Regions from separate parts of the Homo sapiens genome. Here region 2 is linked to region 1. A link is a loop called in an ENCODE intact Hi-C map of the cell type or tissue named here. Cell type or tissue: ovary. All regions are shown on one strand. Each heading gives the region's core, and the rest is flanking DNA. Links, peaks and the distances in the headings are about the cores only. Region 1 has its middle 11 kb from the start of TMEM132B. Region 2 holds the start of LINC02372 (long intergenic non-protein coding RNA 2372).

The links. Peaks named below come from ENCODE experiments on the same cell type or tissue, not always from the same donor. Only the 100,000 strongest peaks of a DNase experiment are listed, where the experiment ranks them.
Region 2: it touches region 1 in a loop (5-fold over the local background); 54 of 110 quality-filtered maps call a loop at or near these places.

The regions. Positions count from the first base shown.
Region 1 is chr12:125,171,630-125,179,964 of GRCh38, forward strand. No RefSeq gene overlaps it. Among named protein-coding and RNA genes, the nearest start is that of TMEM132B, 11 kb to the right of the region's middle. In ovary, for the core only: no CTCF peak of the experiment used is centred there; no DNase peak of the experiment used is centred there.
Region 2 is chr12:126,869,957-126,878,291 of GRCh38, forward strand. It overlaps LINC02372 (long intergenic non-protein coding RNA 2372), which reads right to left and starts at 4,734. Exons shown (of 3, transcript NR_033970.1): 1 at 4,501-4,734; 2 at 3,370-3,548; 3 at 1-606. It overlaps LOC105370061 (a long non-coding RNA gene), which reads left to right and starts at 4,848. Exons shown (of 3, transcript XR_945511.3): 1 at 4,848-5,024. In ovary, for the core only: a CTCF peak has its summit at 4,627 (motif pointing left); a DNase peak (open chromatin) is centred at 4,634.

The DNA.
Region 1 (8,335 bases), core at 301-8,300:
TGTGGTGGTCATACTGGGGTCCCCATTTCCTTGCTGGCTGTCTGCCAGGGCTGCTTTTAGCTCCTACAGGCCCCCACATGTCTCCTCCTTGGCCTCCCCCATCTTCAAAGCCAGCAGCAGAGAATCTCCCTCAATTTGAATCTCTCACACCTCAAATTGCTGACTTCAGAAAGAGTCCAGTCTCTTTTAAGGGGTCACTCAGGCTAATTTCCCTTTCTCAGGGTCAACTGCACCCTATGACAACCTAATTACAGGTGTAAAATTCATCATATTCACAGCCCCCTGGGGATTAGACAGGGCAGGAATCTTAGGGGCTGCCCTAGAACTCTGCCTACGGAAGAAAGTAGGAATGAATCAGTGCTCATTCTTCTTCCCCATGAGAGCCATTTCCATACCCCAGCCAGCCCAACCACACCTGCTTGTTGGTGGCTACAACTTTTGTCTTACGGTTGCTGGGAGCGCTCTTCTTCTGGCCATGGGTCTTCAGTTGTGCCTCTGTAATGGGTGCATGGTCCCACCTTAGGGCTTTTGCACTTTCTGCTCCCACTGCCCGAGAGCCTCTCCCTGTAGACCCCTGAGTGGCCCCTTCTCTCACTCTCTGCATTTGCTCAAATGTCATCTTTGCAGACTCCCTTCCCTGCTTAAAATCATCCCCTTCCACTCTAAAAATACTCTTTGCCTGTTTGACTTTGCAGTTGTTTTCACCCACCCTGCTCCGTAGTTTACTTATTTATTTGGTTATGGTCTGTCTCCCTGCACTAGGCTGGCGGCTTCACAAGCACAGGGAATTTTGTGTGTGAGATCCGCTGTCACATCCCCAGTGCCTGTGATAGTGCCTGGCTCACAGTCAGGGCGTAATAAGTTTCTGTCCAGGGAATGAATGAATGAGGTTTAAGGAGAACAGTTTTAACTTTCTTTATCTGATTTTTCTTTTTTCTTTTGGAAAAACCTGAGCAGGCACAAGTCTCCCTTCCCCAGGCAGCCTCGTTATATAATCAGGGCCCTGTTCTGCAAGGAGCTGTCAGCGCTGCTTCAAGCAGTTATATTTAGTGTTTACAGCCTCTCCTTTTAGCTGCATGAGATCTCCCGAAGAGCTCTGGAAATTAGGCCTTGCTTCAATAGGGAGAGGGGGCTCCTGGCCCAGTCCAAGGGGGCCCCAGGGGCTGGTGGGCACTCGGTGGTGGCAGTAGCCAAGCAGCCCTGACCTCAGGGTCAGCCCGTGGCCAGTGTCAGGTTCAGAGCATCCACATCTAGGGATGGAAGGTGAGTTTGTCCTGTAAATCACAAAGATAGGAGAAAACAAGGATGGGAGTAGAAAGACTGCTTGGCGTTCAAATCTTGGTTCTGACACTTGTTAGCTGTGTGATCTTAGTCCAGTTACTTGACCTGTCTGGGCCTCACCTTCCTCATTTGCAGAATGGGGATAGATCCAGCATATCTTGATTTGGTGAAATCATTCACGGGCAGTGTCTTGCACAGGATAGGGGCTGCACCAATCAGTTATTTTTAGTTGTGTTCTGAGAGGCCCCTTGCTTGGTTCTGAAGAAGGAACAGGTACATCTGAGATGCCCCTGGTGGTGACTGGATGGCAGACCCACGTCCCTGGGGGTGACTGATGGCAGACCCACACCCCTGGGGGTGACCAGATGGTAGACTCATGCCCTTGGGGGTGACTGATGGCAGACCCACGCCCCAGGTGGGTGACTGGGTGGCAGACCCACGCCCCAGGGTGTGACTGACGGCAGACCCATACCCCAGAGGGTGACTGATGGCAGACCCATACCCCAGAGGGTGACTGATGGCAGACCCATACCCCAGGGCGTGACTGATGGCAGACCCATACCCCAGGGCGTGACCGATGGCAGACCCATACCCCAGGGCGTGACTGATGGCAGACCCCCTGGTTTTCTCTGTTCTCCATGCTGTGCTTGCTGCTCCATAACGTCCAGGGAGCTCTCACAGATTTGCTTGGAGGTGTTATTTTGGGATGAGCAGAGCTGTTTCTTAGGCAGGGGCCAGCAGATTCCAGTTCATGGGCCAAGTCCAGCCCATCCCCAGTTTCTGTAAAGGCCCTTGAGCTAAGAATGGTTTTTGTACGTTTAAATGGAAAAAAAGAGAAGAATCTACAACAGAGATGTTGTATGGTTTGCAAAGCCTAAACTATTTCCTATTGTCTCACCCTTTACGGAAAACTTTGCTGACCCATGCCTTAGAGGACGGAGTGCAGTGGGAGTGGGGGGGGTGGGCTGGTGGGGGAAGGGTAAGGCCCAAAGCAAATTCCTGTGTGGGTATCCCTTGCCCCCCACTGTAAAACCCAGTAAGTTAATAATGGCTGCTCCTTACCCAGTACCTAGTATGTGCCAAGCACTTTATCTGTGGACATATTCCAAGCCTCAGCCCAACTCAAGACATAACAGCCATCACCAACCCCATTGTATAAATGGTGAAACTGAGGCTCAGAGAGGCTGAGCTGCCTGCCTGAGATCACACAGCCAGTGAGTGGCAGAGCTGGGATTTGAACTGTGATAGTTTCTGACCTGGGAGCCTGTGCTGTTTCCCCTTCACCCCAAGGCTTCCCAAGAGGCAGTATCAAAGGACATGGAGAGGGACATCTATGTGACATCCATTGACTTTTCTGCCTCCTCCTCCCCCATCCTGTGGTCACCGCAGAAACTGTTGGAGCAGCGACCCTGTCCCCAGCATACCTGGCCCAGGGAGGCTGGAGTAATCCGTGCCAGACAGGATAATTTGGTTGCAAGTGACAGAAATCAAACTGTGGATAATGGTGGCAAGCTATGGGGAGGCTCACGGAGTCAGCAGGAGACCTGCTGTAAAACTCATCTGTAAAACGGAGAGCCAGGCTGGAAGTGGGTGGTACCAGGTGAGCTTGCTCCTCCTGCCCTATTCCTGCATCCCTGCTTACAATGGATGTGTTTGAAAGGGAGAGTCTCATGGGTCTGACCTGGCTGCATGCCCACCCCTGGCTAGGAGCGTGCAGGGAGCCCCGAGGGAGGTGATTCTCCAAAGGGATTTAGCTCTGATACAGAGATAAGGAGGATGCCACTGGCCAGTCAGGAACGAATGTCCCCTCCAGTGGCCTCCCCAGGACCAAGGGATGGCAGCCTCAGCCTTCTCTTGACCAGAGGGGTGGCTAACTCTGGCCTCTTGCTGGCCGTTTTCTTTGCCACATTGATGGAGACTTAAAGAATGCCCATCTGCATCCAGCGGGAAGACTGGAGAAGCAGAACGGGGCTTTCTGTGCTTCTTACAAAGCCATTCCTGGCTTCCAGCTCACTCCAGAGACCCGGCTGTGCCCATGCCCTTGGGTTTGGTGAAGCAGCCCTGGACTCATGTAATAAATTCCTGTCTTCACACAGCCTCCCTTCACGGGCCTTCTTTTACTTGCAAACCAAAGTGTTTTAATTGATGCAATGGCCAAGAGGCAGGTTTGGCAGGGGGCAGCCCTACTTACTGGCCTTTGTGACAAAGATTGTTTTCTCCCAATCTCCCTTCTCCTTTTTGCATACGAACAGAAACCTAATGCTAACTGGCCACCCAGAATAAAGAAAGGTACATCTCTCAGCCTTCCTTGCTGTGTAATGTGACCGTGTTCTAAGTTCTGATCTATGGGATGAAATGAAAGTGTGTGTGTTACCCTCCCAGGAAGTGTTTTTAAATGGAGAAACTGTGCTCTTCTCTACTTGCTTTCCTGGTTGCTGGCATCTGAATGTGATGGCTGGAGCTCAGCAGCCACTTTGGACTATAAAGTGACTTGGGAACTGGAGGCAACAAAATAGAAGGAATCTGGGTTCCTGACACCATGCAGCATCATACCTGCTTTATACTGGCCACCTCTGGACTTTAAGAATTTGAAAGAAACAAAGTTACATCTTGTTTAAGCCTTTTTTTTTTTTTGGTTACTGATAGCTAAACCAAGTCCTAGCTGCTGCAGCCTTGGTGGTGATTTGCAAGGGATGGTATGGATATGTTTCTGGTAGACTGTGCTGTTGTTCCCAATTCTTCATCTTGCTCTGTATTCACACTCTTTGCCATGTGATATTGCCATTTTTCCTACTAAGGGCAGAATGTCCTTCTTCACCTTGGCTTTGCACTTGCCCATGTGACATGCTTTGGCCAATGGGATATTAGCAGACATGATGCAAGCACACCCTTGAAATCTGGTTGTGTGGTTGGGCTTGCCCTATTGTGTTTCCATCATTGCCTTGAGATGACCCTGCCCTGGCTCATCTGCTGGCCCAAAGAGAAGGAGAAACACTTGGACACTGGAACCAATGCACAGCTCATAGAAAAGCCCAGCTGAGCCTGGCATGGATCAGTGGATCCTCAGCCAAACTGCAGATGTGTGAGCAAGAATAAGTCATTGTGGAAGCCACTGAATTTCCTGTTGGTCTGTTACACAGCATCACTGTGGCCACAGCTGGCAGATACAGTGTTCTCTCATCCTTTAGTAGAACTAGATGGTAGTGTCTCTCCATTTTCCCCTCCCACTGCTCCTGAGCCTCTGCCCAGCAACTCTCCCTTCTTGTCATCCCTCCTGTCCACAAACTCAAGGTTACATAGAACAACCCTGCCTACTTTCTAGACGCCAGGGCTCCTCGGCCTGGAGTTTCTGTCTGCTGCCTCAGTTACCTCGCTCTTGTCTGAATTCTCTCAGGACTTGTGACTAGAAAGGAAAGAAGTCACGTGTGATGTGACTCTGATGTTCTTCCTTTGCAATGGCCATGAAAGGAAGACAGAGGGTAGAGGAAAGCTCTAGGTGCCTTTCCATCCAGCCCAGGAACCCGGTGATGGTGCATACTAGGGAGACCCTGAGACGATGCTGACGGTTAGCAGAGGCGGGAGCTGGCCTCTGAGAGATGTCACACAATGCTGCGTCCAGGGGCGTGCATGTCCTTGAGTGTCCAGAGCATCTCAATGTACCTTGGGAATTCAGGCAATGCAAGCATGTCCAGCTCAGAGACTCACTCGTGTTTCTGAAATCTGCAGCAGAAATCAGCAAAAGGCGTCACACCTAACAGCATCCACAATCTTGGTGGGAGCCCTTGCACCTGCCTGCACGACCTCCTCGATGAGGGAAGCCACTGGCCTCTCCAAGAGCCATCTCAGCGACCAGCCCAGTCCTCAAATCCCAAGGAGTCACGTGGACAAAGGCTCTTTTCATGGCCAGTTTATTTGAGGTCTACAAACTCAATCTTGTTTTATTTATTCATCTTTAATATAGACTCTCTGTTTTATGCAATTAATAAGAGATTTCCATTTCAGGTTAGTTCATTATACATTATGAATTTACAAATGTCAAGGTGATGATCACAATGAAATATAGATGGTGTGGTTTCTAGGATGCTGTACCCAGGGGGACTTCAACAGTTGTGTTTAATAAATGCAGTGGTGTCCCTCGTTCCAGAACAGATGTGAGGTCTGCCTGGGGGCTGATGCAGACCTGAGCACCTTGGCATCTTTAATGCACATGAATTTTCATGGCAGGGATCCCAGTGTTTTCAGCAGGTCCTGGCTTTCCCAGCCAATCCGATTCTGTTCCTGAGGTTCCATCATCAGCTCTAATAGCCTGGTTGTTATTCCCTGTTTGCTTTCAACATGGATGGAGGAAGTTACATAATACTCAGTGGTGAACAACGGTGTGGGCCACACCATGGATACAGCTCCTGCAAGGGCAGCTCCTGAGGGGTGACTGTCACCCAGTGACAGTGCTGTGTCCCTCTGTAGTTGGCTCTGGGTCTTGGCATCTGGAATCCCCTTCTCAAGAGACAGAGGAAGAGCACTGTGGTGGCTCAGAGAGGGCCCTGGGGACAGCTAGGTCTCAGTTCAAATCCTAACTCTGCCATTTGGATGACCTGGGGCAAACTGATTAAACCCTAGAGCCTCAGTTTTCTCATCTGTAAAACGGGGATAAAATACTTCCCTCAGTGTTCCTGGGATGGTTAATGGGTTTGTCACCTTGGAAGATCTTAATAAACAGTAGGACAAAATGATTATAGTCATTTTGTTAGGTGTTAGAGAATATTCACAGTGGGACACCTGCACTGATAATAGTGGGGTTTCCTCCTCTAAGCCAGGGAAGCATAACGACGAGATCTGGACACGCTGGAAGAAAATTCATCAGCTGGGTGAGGTGGTTCATGCCCATCATCCCAGCTACTTGGGACACTGGGGTGGGAGGATCACTTGATTCCAGTAGGTTGAGGCTGCAGTGAACTATGATTGCATTGTTGCATTCCAGCCTGGGCAACTGAGTGAGACCTTGTTGTTGTTGTCGTTGTTGTTGTTTTTTACAACACTTTGGGAGGCCAAGGCAAGTTAATCACTTGAGGTCAGGAGTTTGAGACCAGCCTGGCCAACATGGTGAAACCCCGTCTCTACTAAAAATACACAAATTAGCTGGGCGTGGTGGCAGGCACCTGTAGTCCTAGCTACTCGGGAGACTGAGGCAGGAGAATTGCTTGAACCCAGGAGCTGGAGGTTGCAGTGAGCTGAGATCGCATCACTACACTCCAGCCTGGGCAACAGAGTGAGACCTGTCTCAAAACAAAACAAAACAAAAAAAGAAACCCAACAACAACAAAATTAGGGTTTACTGAGCTCTAGGACTTGCATTTTGGGAGGGCCACCCTTCCCCACTCTCAGGCTGTGTGGTTCAGATGGGGCTCATCTCCCTCCCAGCCCCAAGGTTGCACATGTAACTCAGGCCTGGGCAATTACCATAGTCCGTCCCCTTGGGCACAGTGATTAGTCCAGGCATAGGCATGTGACCTCACTGTGGCCAATAATATTCCTTTCCTGCCACTTTCCTGCTGAGATTAAATCCTGAGTTTGTTGAGCCCCTGGAACCAGCCAAGCCTGAAGCCACGGAGACTTTGAGTATGTGAGTCAATAAATCCCTTTTGACTTAGGTTTTGTTGTCATCATAAAAATAGAACACTATTCTGAGCCCTGTGGCTCCAGACAAGAAGAAAACTCTTGGCTCCTTGTAGGCTAAATGTAGTGACTTGGCGAGCCAGGCAACTCCAAGGCAGGCCCTCAGAGAGGACGTGCAGGACCACATCCATCAAGCAGCCGTCTCACCTCCCCATGACATTTCTGTAATTCCACTCCATCCTGTCCGTGCCGAAGGGATCACTTCCTGTACCTCCATGGAGCTGTAGTGCTTTGCAACCCTAATTAACATTAATCCTAGTGTGGTTCTAAATGTGCTCCAATTTTCCCACAGGAAGCTCTCCCAAAGGACTAAAGAATAAATGTAATTTGCAAGAGAAATCAAAAATATTTGTAAGCATACAAAGGCAAATGTGGTCAAGAGAAAGAGCTATGCAGATGTGACAACCCACCCATTTTCTCAACAATGGAATAATTATGGCCCTTCACATCTGGACAGATCTCCAGATTTTTAACAAGGGGTAGTGGACCTAAAAGTAGTGTAATAAGGCTGGGTGCGGTGGCTCACGCCTGTAATCCCAGCACCTTGGGAGGCTGAGGCAGGCAGATCACCTGAGGTCAGGAGTTCGAGACCAGCCTGGCCAACATGACGAAACACCATCTCTACTAAAAATACAAAAATTAGCCAGGTGTGGTGGTGCATGCCTGTAGTCCCAGCTACTCGGGAGGCTGAGGCAAGAGAATTGCTTGAATTCAGGAGGTGGAGGTTGCAGTGAGCCAAGATCGCACCACTTTACTACAGTCTGGGTGACAGAGCAAGACTCCGTCTCAAAAAAAAAAAAAATGTAATAGGTAATGGTAAAATTACAACTAGTGATGATTTCACTGATTTTCTAAATTTTATTGAATTATCTTGATATTTACCAATTCTTGATATAGAATGAATACCTGAAGTTTTAATCTTTTAATAGTTGCATAACACAGAGAGTGTAGGTTTAAAATGAGTCAATTAACCAGGTTGAGTTTGTAGACCTTGAATAAAGATTTGAGCAAATGGCACTGCCGTACATTCACAGGAATTCGAATCAGCATAAGTTTTCGGAGAGCCAGTTAATGTGAAATTTCTAAACTGCGTATCTTTTCATTTTACAATGCATTTTTAGGAATACATCCCGAAGAACTCATCTTGCACATGTATAATGGTGCAGGAATAAGACTGTTGCTTTTTAACAGTGAAAAATTGTAAATGACTTCAAATGTTTGGCATCATAAAAATTGGTTAAACAAATTACAGCATATCCAATGATAGGACTGTGCAACATCATTAAAATTATCATATGGAAAAACATTTAAATGCCATGGAAAGATGTTCACAATATATAATTACATATGAAGAGCAATTTAAAACAGTACATATCATGTG
Region 2 (8,335 bases), core at 298-8,297, 1.7 Mb after region 1:
GGTACTGCATGCAAAGGTGGTTTCTCAATGAAGTGGGTAAAGCACTTCTGCCCTGAAAATGGCTTCAGGAAGAAAACAGTTAGAGGTCACCTCTATTTGTCTGCTCCAATTAAGCTCAAAGTAAAAACACAAATAGAAGAGTTGGATGCCCACTGACAAATTAAACTGTTAAACATACCCATAACTTTACATTTCAGTGTAGTATATAGCTAGTGAAGGAACATTTTGGTGGGAAGCAATAAGGCCTTTTAACTAATCTTACATTTGGCATGGATATTAATCAGACTAACAGAAAGTCATGGAAGTTTCATCCGCTCTCTTTTCCTGATCACTGGGCAGCACAGGTTATAACCACTCTTGTTTTCTAGCTGATCGCTTTTCAACAAACAGGATCTATGGCCTGCGATATGTAAACTGAAGTGGGGGTTGGGAAAGAACATAGATTATAGCGTCTAGAAATTCAGTTCGCTGGACATCTGCAGAGATCTGTGCATCATGCTGATATTCACATTTCCACCCCACCGTTTTGGGAAGTAAGAGAGGAATCCACGCATCCAGGCTTTCAGAGATCTTTATGCTGGGCTTCTGCTCCTAGGTTTCCAGCTGCTGAAAACAAGAAAAAGTAAATATCTGTGTAATTTGACATTTAGATTTATAGACATGCATTAACTTTCTTCCACACACTTAATGCTCTTTTTGCAGAAAGTGAAAGTAAGATAAACAATTTTAAAAAGTGATTAATCGGCCGCTTGCAGTGGCTCACACCTGTAATCCCAGCACTTTGGGAGGCTGAGGAGGGCCAATCGCCTGAGGTCAGGAGTTTGAGACCAGCCTGGCCAGCATGGTGAAACCCAACTCTACTAAAAATGCAAAAATTATCCAGGTGTGGTGGTGCACCCCTGTAATCCCAGCTACTCGGGAAGATGAGGCAGGAGAATCGCTTGAACTTGGGACGGGGAGGTTGCCGTGAGCCAAGACTGTGCTATTGCACTCCAGCTACCACAGACTGAGACTCCATCTCACAAAAAAAAAAAAAAAGTTTAATCTGAAAAGGCATAAAGAGGTTGAATCTCTAAAAAATTAACTTTCCTTTTTCCTATGAACCTGAGTAAAAGCTTTTTTCCAGATTGTCCCCATTTGATGATAAGACAAACAGGACAAATATTTCTTACTTTCTAATCAGGAGCGCAAATTACCTAAAAACTTAGCATTTTAGTGGCTGAGGCCATGGCTCCCATTTTGCTCATTTGCATTAATAGCTTGATTATGTATATGCGTAGGGGCAAGAGTTTTGCATGGGGCCAAGAGTGAAAGATGCTACTGGCTCAGACATGCAGAGTTCTGGAGACGTAAGAAAGACTCAAGACCACTGAGGAGTTGCTTGGATCCCTGAAGATTGCTGCAGATGTTTCAGGATTGGGGGTGAGTTATTTACTAAATCTTTTACAAGCCATCCTGTTGGCTATGCGGGCACTTCATGAAACTGTCAGCGTCATCTTTGCCATTTTGGCAAATGCCATCCTTTGTCATTGGTATGGAAAGGGAAGTCTCAGTTGGATGTGTCTTAATGATCAATGGCTCCCCTTTTTCCAAACATCACAGGTATCATATAATAATAGACATAAAACTTAAAAATTGTCTTTATGAAACCAATCTGTGAAGCTGCATGCTTTTATGAGTCTAAAAAGCTGGCAGAAAGTGATCCTAAAAGGCTGGGCATGGTGGCACTTTGGGAGGCTGAGGTGGGCGGATCAAGAGGTCAGGAGTGGCTGGGCGCGGTGGCTCACGCCTGTAATCCCAGCACTTTGGGAGGCCGAGGCGGGTGGATCATGAGGTCAGGAGATCGAGACCATCCTGGCTAACAAGGTGAAACCCCGTCTCTACTAAAAATACAAAAAATTAGCCGGGCGCGGTGGCGGGCGCCTGTAGTCCCAGCTACTGGGGAGGCTGAGGCAGGAGAATGGCGTGAACCCGGGAGGCGGAGCTTGCAGTGAGCCGAGATTGCGCCACTGCAGTCCGCAGTCCGGCCTGGGCGACAGAGCGAGACTCCGTCTCAAAAAAAAAAAAAAAAAAAAAGAGGTCAGGAGTTCGAGACCAGCCTGGCCAACATCATGAAACCCCATCTCTTCTAAAAATACAAAAATTAGCCTGGTGTGGTGGCAGGCCCCTGTAATCCCAGCTACTCGGGAGGCTGAGGCAGGAGAATCGCTTGATCCTGGGAGGCGGAGGTTGCAGTGAGCCGAGATTGTACCACTGCACTCCTGCCTGAGTGACAGAGTGAGACTCTGTCTCAAAAAAATATATATATTTAATATATATTTAAATATATAAAATATTTAATATTTTAATTAATAAAATATTTAAATATATATATATCACTGGGCGTGGTGGCTTATGTCTGTAATCTCAGCACTTTGGGAGGCCAAGGTGGGTAGATCACTTGAAGTCAGGAGTTCGAGACCAGCTTGGCTAGCATGGTGAAATAACATCTCTACTAAAAATAAAAATACAAAAATTAGCAGGTGTGGTGGCACACACATGTAGTCCCAGCTACTTGAGAGGCTGAGGCATGAAGATCTCTTGAACCCAGGAAATGGAGGTTGCAGTGAGCTGAGATCATGCCACTGTACTCCAGCCTGGGTGACATAGTAAGACCCTGTCTCTAAAAAACAAACAAAAAATCTAAATTTACATAATTATATATGTAAAGATAATTTAGGTAATTTAGGGGAAACTTGTTCCCCCTAGAATATAGAAAGTCTGAGCCGCAGATATCAGCATTTTATCTCCAGATCTCACTATGCATGTATGCCATGTAATAAATGTGGTTGCAATAAAAGAAGAAAAAGTGGAATTTGAAAATGAAAAATGGCATTCATGAAGAAAAGTACACCTTTTTTTGACTTTTGTTTGCAAAGTGCATGCACTACATATCAGATTTTTAAAATTCACATCGTTAGTATGCATCAATGATCTCTTTATGAATTTGCAAAATTTAGATAAGTTATGGTGTCATATTTGCTGTGTTTATTTTTTAGATTTTTTTAATGGAGGAAAATTTGGAGAAGGACATGACCTGGGCCTGTGTTTCATGGGGTGCCCTTACTTGAGACAATCAGGACACTATCACTTTCCAGATGGAAAATAATGATCCAAATGCTTTAATGTCCATTAGGGAAATTATCCTTCCAGCCCAAGAAAGCAATCATGTTATCAATTCATAATACTGGGGGGTCTTCATGTTCTATGAGATGTCTTCAAAATGTCATTGCTACAGTAGGTCATTTTTTTACATGATTTTTAAAAATTTTATTTCAAAATGTAGGCTTATCTCTTTAGGTTCTACAAAGGATGAAACTATAGAAAAACCTTTTTACATATCTGCATTGTCTGTAGGAATAAGCCACTTTGCAAATAGTGAGATGGATGTTACGTCTTAATTTCTTGTCCATGTGATGATGAATTTTTGCTCCTTTAGATGGTTTAATTCACTCTTTATATGATGCAATTCTCTTAATTCTCTTTGCTGCTTTCTTTGCACAAAGATACTGTGAAAATATAGAGAAAGAGGTAATTCACGGTTTTCATTTTTCATTGTTACACTTGGAACTGAAGTGATCCATTACTTGATTTTGAGAGAGACTGTAGACCTAAGTGTTTAAATTAAAAGAATAAAGCTTCTAAGATAAAGCTCTTGCTATCTTGGGTTTAGCAAAGATTTCTTAATCAGATCTCAAAGTTACTAACAATAAATTAATAAAATAATTGAGCTTATAAACATTTTTAAAAATACTTTTCCTGATCCAGGAGAGAATTGACTTAAGAGTCTAACACCTTTTAAAGTCTGATAAGAAACATTTACAATTTATCCTCTCTGAGCCTGCTACCTGGAGGGTTCATCTGCATGATAAGAATCTTGGTCTCCACAACCCTTTATCTGAGCCCAGACCTTCCCTTCTTTGGATATCTGGTCTTTAGATAACCTCTTTCAACCAATTGCCAATTGGACAATCTTTGAATCCGCCTATGACCTGGAAGCTTCCACTTTGAGTTGTCCTGCCTTTCTGGACCGCTGATGTCTTCGGTCTCCCTGGAATGTACAAAGCCAAACCGTAGCCTGACCACCATGGGCACGTGCTCTCACGACCTCCTGAGGCTGTGTCACAGGCATGTCCTTAACCTTGACAGAATAAACTTCTAAATTGATTGAGTCTTTTCTCAGATACTTTTTGGTTTACAACGTGAAATACATTATGCTTCCATTACACTAGTTATCATGGGAAAACACCTCAAAAAAATAAAAACAGACCAACAAAAGACAATAAAGACCTTTGTGCCGTCCATTATTTTTCTGTCCTAGTATTTGTGGCCGGGTCAAAAACAAACTAGACAGGGACCCTGAGGGAGGGAGATTTCGCTGACATCTGTAGGTAGGATCAGGCTTCCAGGGCTGCAGAGGGAAGAGCTTCAATAAGAGGAGGGAAAAGCAGTGATAATGACCTTCATGGGTCCTCTACTGCCGACTGTCTGGGCTGCAGTGCCCTGGCACATTTCCTTGCAGAGAAAGGACAGCAGGAGTGGGCTTCCTGGTTCCCTTTCTGTTTTCTCTGAGGCCAGCAGGTGCCTGGCGTGGCCTTTGCGCCCCCTGCTGGTCGTTCTGGCAGCACACAGCCTCCTGCCTTGCCAGTGTGAAACCCGGTGCTGTCTTGTTCCCCGGGTGGAATGCAAGAGAATGCTTGGGAAGAACTTTGTTACCCAATGAAGCCTCCTGGTTCTCTAGTCCCTGGTAGCCTGTCCTGGTTGCCAGGTGCTTGTTTGCATTCCAAGCTCCACATTCCCCAGGGTCCAGTGTAGTCTTGTGTCTAAGCTGGTGTCTGGCCACCAAAGGCAGGCGTGCAGGGCCTTGGCTACTGCGCTAGGTCTGCTGATGGCCACAAGCCTTTAGTCCCAGCTCTGCCTTAGCAATGGGGGTGTCTGAAGGCTCAGGGGATACACAGGTCCTCTAGGTTCCTGGGGAGATGATGGTAAGTAATCCTTCTTAACAGTCTTTAAAAAATACATAATTTAACATGGACAAAGCAAGTAATCAAAAGGCTATCTGACAAAGTGAAAAATATTGTAAAATTCTTAACACGTTTAACTAGATCATAAACCCAGGAAATCCTTGAGCTTCCTTCAAGACAGGCCAGCTCTTTGAGTGAGTTAGATACACTGGGTTTGTCATCAGTTAATACTAATCTGAATAGGTCTATCTCTTTGTGTAATGATAAAAGAGGCCTTGTTGAAAATAAGCCAAAAGGGAGCCCCCTCTCTCCATGGTGAAGTGTGTATATGGGTCATTTTCAAAGTTAGATATGGTTTCTGTAAGATGAAGCCTGGCCATTCTAAGTCACTTGAGTGAAAACAGCTTACGAGCCTGGCAGAAGAATAATTCACAACATAAGAAAACACTTTCTGATCTTTAAAAACATTGAAAATTTCTTTTACAAGAAATTGAAGGCTGGAAAGAAAGGGAGAAGGACTTGAATAGAAAGAAGGAAATTATTGGAATTCTAATGAATACAGAACACAAATCCTAAATGATAGATTTAGTTTAAGTGTCTGATGGAAACCTTTCTGAATATCACATATCTACCAGCCAATAGAAAATAATGTAGAAGGTGGAAATCTGAAATTCAATATAAAGAGTGGATTATAAAAGGAAGACCGCATTATCCATTAGGCAAAGACCCTTTTGAGAAACCTATCTGTGCTTTTAAAGTAAGCACTTTCTCCTAGAGGAAAAAAACTAGAAGACAGATAGTAAACCAAAAAAAAAAAAAAAAAAAGAAAAAGAAAAATCTAATAAATAAATTTCTTAGAACTCAAATTGAAAGCATCCTATGGAAGGAAGAATCTTTCCATTTAGAAAATGCTCACACAGAAAGTGAGAAAGCTTCTGCAGAAACTTGAAATGCCATCTGAACTTTATCAATAACAGACACATCAGGTATGGATTTACCATTTAACATTAGAGAAGAAACAGCTTGAAGTAAAAGGAAGCATCAACCAACCCCCTTCTAAGCTGGGGACTTAAGAAACAAGAACAAGGGAAATGAATCAGAATTAGAAGCACTTTGATTTGATCAAAACCTTTTTATCTCCCCTAAGGAAAGAAGCTTGCAATAACTAATTAGCAGCTCCGGCCACTGGAGAAAGCTCAATGCCTTGAGAAAAGCAAATGCACCGGAGAAACAAGTTAGATAGAGCTGAATTAAAGGTGAGCTTTTGGCCAGGCACAGTGGCTCACGCCTGTAATCCTAGCACTCTGGGAGGCCAAGGCGGGTGGATCACCCGAGGTCAGGAGTTCAAGACCAGCCTGGCCAACACAGTGAAACCCTGTCTCTGCTAAAAAAAAAATACAAAACTTAGTTGGGCATGATGGCGGGTGCCTGTAATCCCAGCTACTTGGGAGGCCGAGACAGGACAATCACTTGAACCTGAGAGGCAGAGGTTGCAGTGAGCTGAGATCGCACCACTGTACTCCAGCCAGGGCGGCTGAGCGAGACTCCATCTCAAAAAAAAAAAAAAGTGAGCTTTTATGAAGTGGTCCTTATATCCCTGCAATCTCCAGTACAGCTCTGGGAGAGCCTTCAGAGGACACAGTGATCCACCGATAACCAGATCTGGGAGAAGGAAAGATAACTAGCAACAGATGATCACTAAGTTGGAAAACTGGATTTTTCCCCCACCTCCTGTGCCAACAGTATCACCTTTTCTAAAAATCTTTTGTGCTTTCTCTCTGTAGCAAGAGGGAAGCAGGGAAAAAAGATATTTAAGAGTAGGTCTTAGTGTACACATTCTGCATAACCTAAGGATTTGAGAGCCCTTCACTCTCACCCCTCAATTCATCCAGTTTCAACAAATAAAAACAAGGAGGCAGTTAGGGGCCAATATAATTGCTGTTATTTGTGAAGTAAAGGGCATACCTAACTTCCAAACACTCCATGCCGTGCTTCAGGACTCTTAGAAAAAAAAACAATAATTGTACAGGCCATCCCTTCCAGAGATGGCTGGGGCCTCACTCCTGCTTTAGACTGGGTATTCTGGGTGCTGGCACAATCCGCAACCCACACTATGCCTGTACAAGCAGGGCTAACTAACAAAGGGCAGTGTGAACAGCTTCACAGTGAATGTCATATTAGGATTATTTTATATACCAATAACTAAATCCCAACCATTCTGGCTTAAAAACACACATACAAAGTTTACAATAAGAAATGGAAGTAAGGCCGGGCACGGTGGCTCATGCCTGTAATTCCAGCAGTTTGGGAAGCCTAGGTGGGTAGATCACCTGAGGTCGGGAGTTTGAAACCAGCCTGACCAACGTGGAGAAACCCCGTCTCTACTAAAAATACCAAATTAACTGGGTGTGGCGGTGGGCGCCTGTAATCCCAGCCACTCAGGAGGCTGAGGCAGGAGAATCGCTTGAACCTGGGAGGCAGAGGTTGCAGTGAGCCAAGATAGCGCCATTGCACTCCAGCCTGGGCAACAAGAGCGAAACTCCTTCTCAAAAAAAAAAAAAGGAAATAAAATTTACCTGGAAAATTTGGACTAGCTGACTGCTGGTATATCTTGAGCCAGGCCCTCAATGTCCTCAACAGTCTCCTAAGGAATTTGCCTTCTTTTCCCAAATTCTCTCTCTCTCTCTGTCTCTCTCTCTCTCCTGTATTGGCCGTATTCTCTCTCCATTTAGTAATGAATGTGACAGTGCCATGCTTTTATTCTACCAGTTTAGCAAATCATACTCAGACCCCACACATACACAGGTGAAGTGGAGCTTCCTATTCCTGACCACAGTGGTCACTTCAGAAAGAGGCACGTAATTGAATGCCTGCAATAAGAACCCTCCACAAAAGTTCCCTCCACAGGAACCATTAGGGACCACGTTCTTCTCTTGGAGGACTGGTAGTTACATGTGTTCAGTCACATATGCATTTCTGAAGCCATCCTTATAGGAAGGGCAGGACACATTCTGATGATCATGCCAATTCCAAAGGATTTCCACATGAAAGGAGAGTGGTCAAATGACAGTTCCTCAAAGGACAACATGGAAAGAAGTTGCTAGAAAAAAGGAGAAGCAATGATGGACAGGCAGAATAATCAGGCGGGTGAGGGGGTGGGTAAACAGAGTACAGAGAGGTGACAGTGTGGTGCCTCAAAACTGTCCTGAGAACTGGGCAGAATGGAAACTGTATCAAATGAGCCACAGTGCTGGCCCAATGCCACTGCAAAAATCTGGATTTTTCACCTCAGCAAACGACACAGATCGAAATTCTCCTTCTGACCAAGGTGG